Regions from separate parts of the Mus musculus genome. Here region 1 is linked to region 2. Evidence: chromatin loops called from intact Hi-C (ENCODE). Cell type or tissue: left cerebral cortex. All regions are shown on one strand. Links, peaks and the distances in the headings refer to the core of each region. The heading gives the core; the rest is flanking DNA.

Region 1 (2,805 bases), core at 194-2,693, 540 kb before region 2:
AAAATGTTGGGCTGGGTGTTAGGTCTTAATACCATATAATATACAAGATGGTAATAGTTGTGTTCAATTTATATTTTGAGAGAAAGTTTTTTTTTTTTAATTAAACAGAAAGGGTGAAATGTTGCAGGATTTTCTCTGTCCAATCACATTAGGGCAGTGGCAGGCCTGTGATTGGACAGGAAAAGGGAGGCGGAGCTAGGAGTTGGGGAGACAGGTGGTGGAGGGGAAGAAAGAGAACAGAGGCGGATGTGGTGTTATCTAAAGGTTACAATAATTGGGTTAAAGCTTTATCATTATCAATTGGCTCTGAAATTACTGTATTGGCGTCTTGTAAAATGTGATATTATTAATACATAAATCTAATTGGTTAACTGTAAGCTTAATTCTACTGGATAATTAGGTGTCGAGATGGCTAAGCAGGGGTGCCTGGGGGCAGTGCGCCGAAGCAAGAGGAACACGGGGCCCCTGTCCTAGAAATGGCTGGGCGGGAGCCCTGTGACCTCGCGGAGTCAGAGAGTTGGACGGGCGAGAGATGGAGCAAGTGAGATCATCTGGCCTGGGGGCTAGCTCCAGAGAGTTGGTGGCAGCGGCAGGAGCGAGGGAGAGTTGGCTGGTTCTTTATTTATTTATTTTTTATTTTTTTATTTTTTTGGTTTTTCGAGACAGGGTTTCTCTGTGTAGCCCTGGCTGTCCTGGAACTCACTTTGTAGACCAGTCTGGCCTCGAACTCAGAAATCCGCCTGCCTCTGCCTCCCAAGTGCTGGGATTAAAGGCGGGCGCCACCACGCCCGGCTCGGCTGGTTCTTTTTAAAAATATTTCCGGCAACAATCGGCTTACTTTTTGGGGAAGGATTAAGGCAGAGAACGTCAGTATTGTGCCAACTTGCCTCATGGTGCTTGGGAACTTAGCTCCTGTCTTACATAATCCCTGGGTCCCTCAGGTCAGGTAACCGAGCTTTCTTTGGTGACAGAAAACATTGGTGTGAATGACTCCATGTGGCTTCTTCATGGTTTGGAAGCCCAGGGAGGGAGCCCAGGCCAAGCCGGCAGCCTTCTGCAGTAGTTCTTGTTTAACAAAATAAGTGTGTGTGTGTGTGTGTGTGTGTGTGTGTGTGTGTAATGGCACAGCTAGGCCTTCACTGCACAGAACTTACAGAAGAGCAGTAAACATGTCTGTCTTGTCTCATTAGGAATCGATATACATATTTTAAGTAATTAAAAATTGTTTCTAGGCAGTAGTGGCACACCTTTAATCCCAGCTTTGGGAGGCAGAGGCAGGCAGATCTGAGTTGGAGGCCAGCCAGGTCTACTTAGGGAGTTCCAGGATAGCTAGGGCTACACAGAGAAATCCCATCTCAGGGGGAAAAAAGAAAACCCTAAAAGAAAAAGAAAATTTAAAAAGTTTAATTCTAGGTGGATTAATACTTACATAGTTTTAATTTGATCCACCAAAATAGAAGATCAATGGAATATTTCAAGGGTGTCTGAGATGCTTGGGTCTGGTGTCACGGGGTGTCATACCATAGAATACCAGAAGATGGCGCCATTGGTTCCAAAATGAGCCCTCGTCTGCTCAGGTGGCTCCCACCTGGCTCTCTTTCTGCAGTTGGTATATTAAGACACATTTCTTAGAACACTTTATGTGAAAAGCAAATCAGGCCACTTTTCATTTTCCCCTGAAGCACATCTGTGTTTCCTCTCATGGAAGCAGATCTTGCTCTGAGACGATTGGGGAGCAGGGAGTGGGTTTTGATATCAGTTTCATCAGAAATGCATGGTATGTCTCAGGCATTGTAACAGACCAGTGTCTGGTTTTCTCTCCGGGCTGAGAGTTGTTCTGGGGACAGGGGAGGAAGGTTGTGGATGGAAAACTGGCTGCTGCTTAATGTGAATAAGTTACTCAAGTTCTCTGGGCCTCAGTTTCCTGACCTGTACAATGAAAGATGGTTGATAGCTCCTGTTAAAGACTGCTCCAGAGACAAAGGCAATAAAGAGCATCTGCTTTTCTTACAGCAACAGCAAGCACCGAGGTTTATAGAGAAGAGTAGAGGGCGAAGAGAGGAGCCTGGGTACTGGGCAGAGCCAGCTTCTATTAGGTAAGGTAGGATAGCTGGAATTCACAGTGTTCTTCCCCAGGGGTTACAATACATGTGGCCACAGAGGTTAGGTATGGAGACATAGTAAGGGTCTCCCTAAAAAGGGAAGTAGACTAGGTAGTTATGGGTGGACAGGGACACACACACACACACACAGGGACACACACCTACACACATGGATACACACACAGTGACACACACAGATATAGACACACACAGACATGCACAGGGACACACACACACATGGACTCACACACAGGGACACATACACACTTGGATAGACACACACACATGGACACACACACACAGGGAGACACACAGATACAGGCACACAGACATGCACAGGGACACACATGCACACACATAGAGACACACACACACACACACACACACATACACATAGGGACACAGACTCAGCAGGAATGGAAGGGTCAGTGGAGCAGGGAGGGAGGGGGAGGGGGGAGAAAGGAAGTGAATACAAGTAGGGCTGCTAATATTTAAGACCATATGAGGGGTTGTGGGAAAACCTGATATAGTAGGCGTTTCTTAAATATATATACACATATGGGAGAAACCTAGATTGGAGTCATCAAATAATGGGGGAGACAAAGCCCCAACTAGACACCAAAGGAAACCTCTAGTGGGTTACATCTAATTGAGTTGTTGGCCAAAGCGGTCCCATGGAAACCCCAAATAACCCAAACTGTCA
Region 2 (2,805 bases), core at 46-2,545:
ACTTTCTGGTCCACCTGTCCTGTGCTCCTCCCTGGCCCTCCACCTCCTCCTTCTGCTATCCCGTTTTCTCTTCCCCTCCCCTCCCCCTCCTTGTGACCTGAGGATACGACTGTCTCTTCTCTACTTTCTTTCAGCATCGAAATGTTCAACGTCACCACACAAGTCCTCGGGTCTGCTCTTAACGGGACCCTTTCGAAGGACAACTGCCCAGACACCGAGTGGTGGAGTTGGCTCAATGCCATCCAGGCCCCCTTCCTCTGGGTCCTCTTCCTGCTGGCCGCACTGGAGAACCTCTTTGTCCTCAGCGTGTTCTTCCTGCACAAAAACAGCTGCACTGTGGCCGAGATCTACCTGGGCAACCTGGCAGCGGCGGACCTCATCCTGGCCTGCGGGTTACCTTTCTGGGCCATCACCATCGCCAATAACTTTGACTGGGTGTTTGGAGAGGTGTTGTGCCGGGTGGTGAACACCATGATCTACATGAACCTGTACAGCAGCATCTGCTTCCTGATGCTCGTGAGTATCGACCGCTACCTGGCGCTGGTGAAGACCATGTCCATGGGCCGGATGCGCGGGGTGCGCTGGGCCAAACTCTACAGCCTGGTGATCTGGGGCTGTACACTGCTTCTGAGTTCACCCATGTTGGTGTTCAGGACCATGAGGGAATACAGCGAAGAGGGCCACAATGTCACCGCCTGCGTCATCGTCTACCCGTCCCGTTCCTGGGAGGTGTTCACCAACGTGCTGCTGAACCTGGTGGGTTTCCTCCTGCCCCTGAGCGTCATCACCTTCTGCACGGTGCGCATCTTGCAGGTGCTGAGGAACAACGAGATGAAGAAGTTCAAGGAGGTCCAGACGGAGAGGAAGGCCACCGTGCTAGTGCTGGCCGTCCTGGGGCTCTTTGTGCTGTGTTGGGTGCCTTTCCAGATCAGCACCTTCCTGGACACGCTGCTGCGCCTCGGCGTGCTGTCCGGATGCTGGGACGAGCACGCCGTAGACGTCATCACGCAGATCAGTTCCTACGTGGCCTACAGCAACAGCGGCCTCAACCCACTGGTGTACGTGATCGTGGGCAAGCGCTTCCGGAAGAAGTCCCGAGAGGTGTACCGGGTGCTGTGCCAGAAAGGAGGCTGCATGGGAGAACCCGTCCAGATGGAGAACTCCATGGGGACTTTGAGAACCTCGATCTCCGTGGAACGGCAGATCCACAAGCTGCAGGACTGGGCAGGGAAGAAACAGTGAACAGAAGCCACCAGGCAGGACTACTGCCAAGTGTGTGAGGATTGGTGGGACCGGAGCTCCTCAGCCTGGGTTCAGGAAGGAGCTTGAAGCATCCTAGGCAGCCCCAGGGAATCAGGCAGGTGACTCCAGCCCTGTCTCATGGCATAAGCATGCTGTGGGGAATGGGTACCCTGGGGCACAGCAGGGTCATTCTTACTGACTGACGCTCTAATTCTCCATGAGTGGAGGGGTCATGGGTATGGGTGGGAGTGACAGAGCTTCCTTCCCTTTTGGGGAAGGACAGATCTCCTGCCAGCTTTGGCCCTGTGGCTACATGCACAGTAGGCATGGCCGCCTCATTTCCCAGTTTCAAGGGTATAAGATTTATTGGTCTTCTGAAGGTTAAATTCTATGGTAAGAGCCCAGGGACTGGGGTTCTGTGGCTCCTTTCACCTGTAGACAAGGTGGACAGCACAAAAGAAGAGCCCCCAAAGCATTTATGGAGCACTTGTTGAATACACACCGTTATACACTGAGGGCAAGAGGAAAGAACTGCATAGTTTAATGTCTTATAGGAGCCCTGACATTAGCGGAGAATACCGAGAAGGCTGCTGCTGGTGTGCCAAAGCAAGGAACTGTGGGAGACGGGAGAGTACAGGGCCCAGGCTAGCCAGTAACCCCGAACACGGTAGCCTCATCCCTGCCTCTGCTTCTTCGGTTGTAATCTGAGGGTGTCCTGGGCTTTGAAAGTGGGGTGTTATATGGCTGTGAGGCATTGTGACCCACACCACCACATGCAGACGCATTGGGACTCTTGGCACAGAGAAAGCCACTCAGGCTGAAGAGCTACTCTGTGGGGACACTTAGTATTGGAAGGCCCAGTACCTGCCTGCAGGTGTCTGCGGCCCTCAGTCCCCTCTATCTTTCCCTCCTAGTATTTCACCCCTATGCACACAAAGCACAAAGCATTTGCTCCACAGGAAGGGCAAGGGCGGGAGACAGCGAGTGTTTGTTTTGCAGGGAAACAAAGAAAAAGGAATTCTGATGGGACCTGCCCAGGGAATCCACACCTCACAGCCTGGCTACAAATTGGTAGCTGTCCAGGAGAGTCTAAGCTGCTTCACAGAGTCCCTGTCTCAGTGACCAAGGGCTGCAATGAGTGGTTTTATTTGAGAGTGGCTCACAAAGCAGGGGACGGACACTACCAAAGAGCAGCTGACCCATCCAAGGTCACTTAACCCAGGGTGTTAATTCTGGGCCTAATCCCCTGCATGGCCACAGAGTGATAGCCTCATGAGTGATGGTGGGTGGAGCTGCCTGCACCCAGGGAACTATGACATGAGACTCAAACCACCCCCACCTCTGGGGGACAGCACACGTGCATATTGAGCAGGTCTCCCATCAGGGATATGAGGATAGCCTCTCGGATAGCTTCAGGGCCACTGGGTTCTCCGTTAGAACCTTCTCAGGGTCCTTAGGTGAGCTCAGGTGTCAGTGGAGACAGTTGCCCCACCAACTCTGCCAGAGGCTCAGGTGACAGACACCATACTCGTAGTTCCAGAATCTTCCATGGGAGTTAATTTT

The links. Peaks named below come from ENCODE experiments on the same cell type or tissue, not always from the same donor. Only the 100,000 strongest peaks of a DNase experiment are listed, where the experiment ranks them.
Region 1: a loop joins it to region 2, with 3 times the contacts of the local background. A loop is called at or near these places in 3 of 42 quality-filtered maps.

What each region holds. Positions count from the first base shown.
Region 1 is chr12:105,049,559-105,052,363 of GRCm38, forward strand. It overlaps Gm31884 (a long non-coding RNA gene), which reads left to right. Exons shown (of 3, transcript XR_872957.1): 2 at 2,014-2,096. Among named protein-coding and RNA genes, the nearest start is that of Gm31884, 3.1 kb to the left of the region's middle. In left cerebral cortex, for the core only: a CTCF peak has its summit at 1,522 (motif pointing right); a DNase peak (open chromatin) is centred at 1,536.
Region 2 is chr12:105,591,439-105,594,243 of GRCm38, forward strand. Bdkrb2 (bradykinin receptor, beta 2) reads left to right here. Exons shown (of 3, transcript NM_009747.2): 3 at 135-1,633. The coding sequence ends at 1,242. Among named protein-coding and RNA genes, the nearest start is that of Bdkrb1, 11 kb to the right of the region's middle. In left cerebral cortex, for the core only: no CTCF peak of the experiment used is centred there; a DNase peak (open chromatin) is centred at 1,159.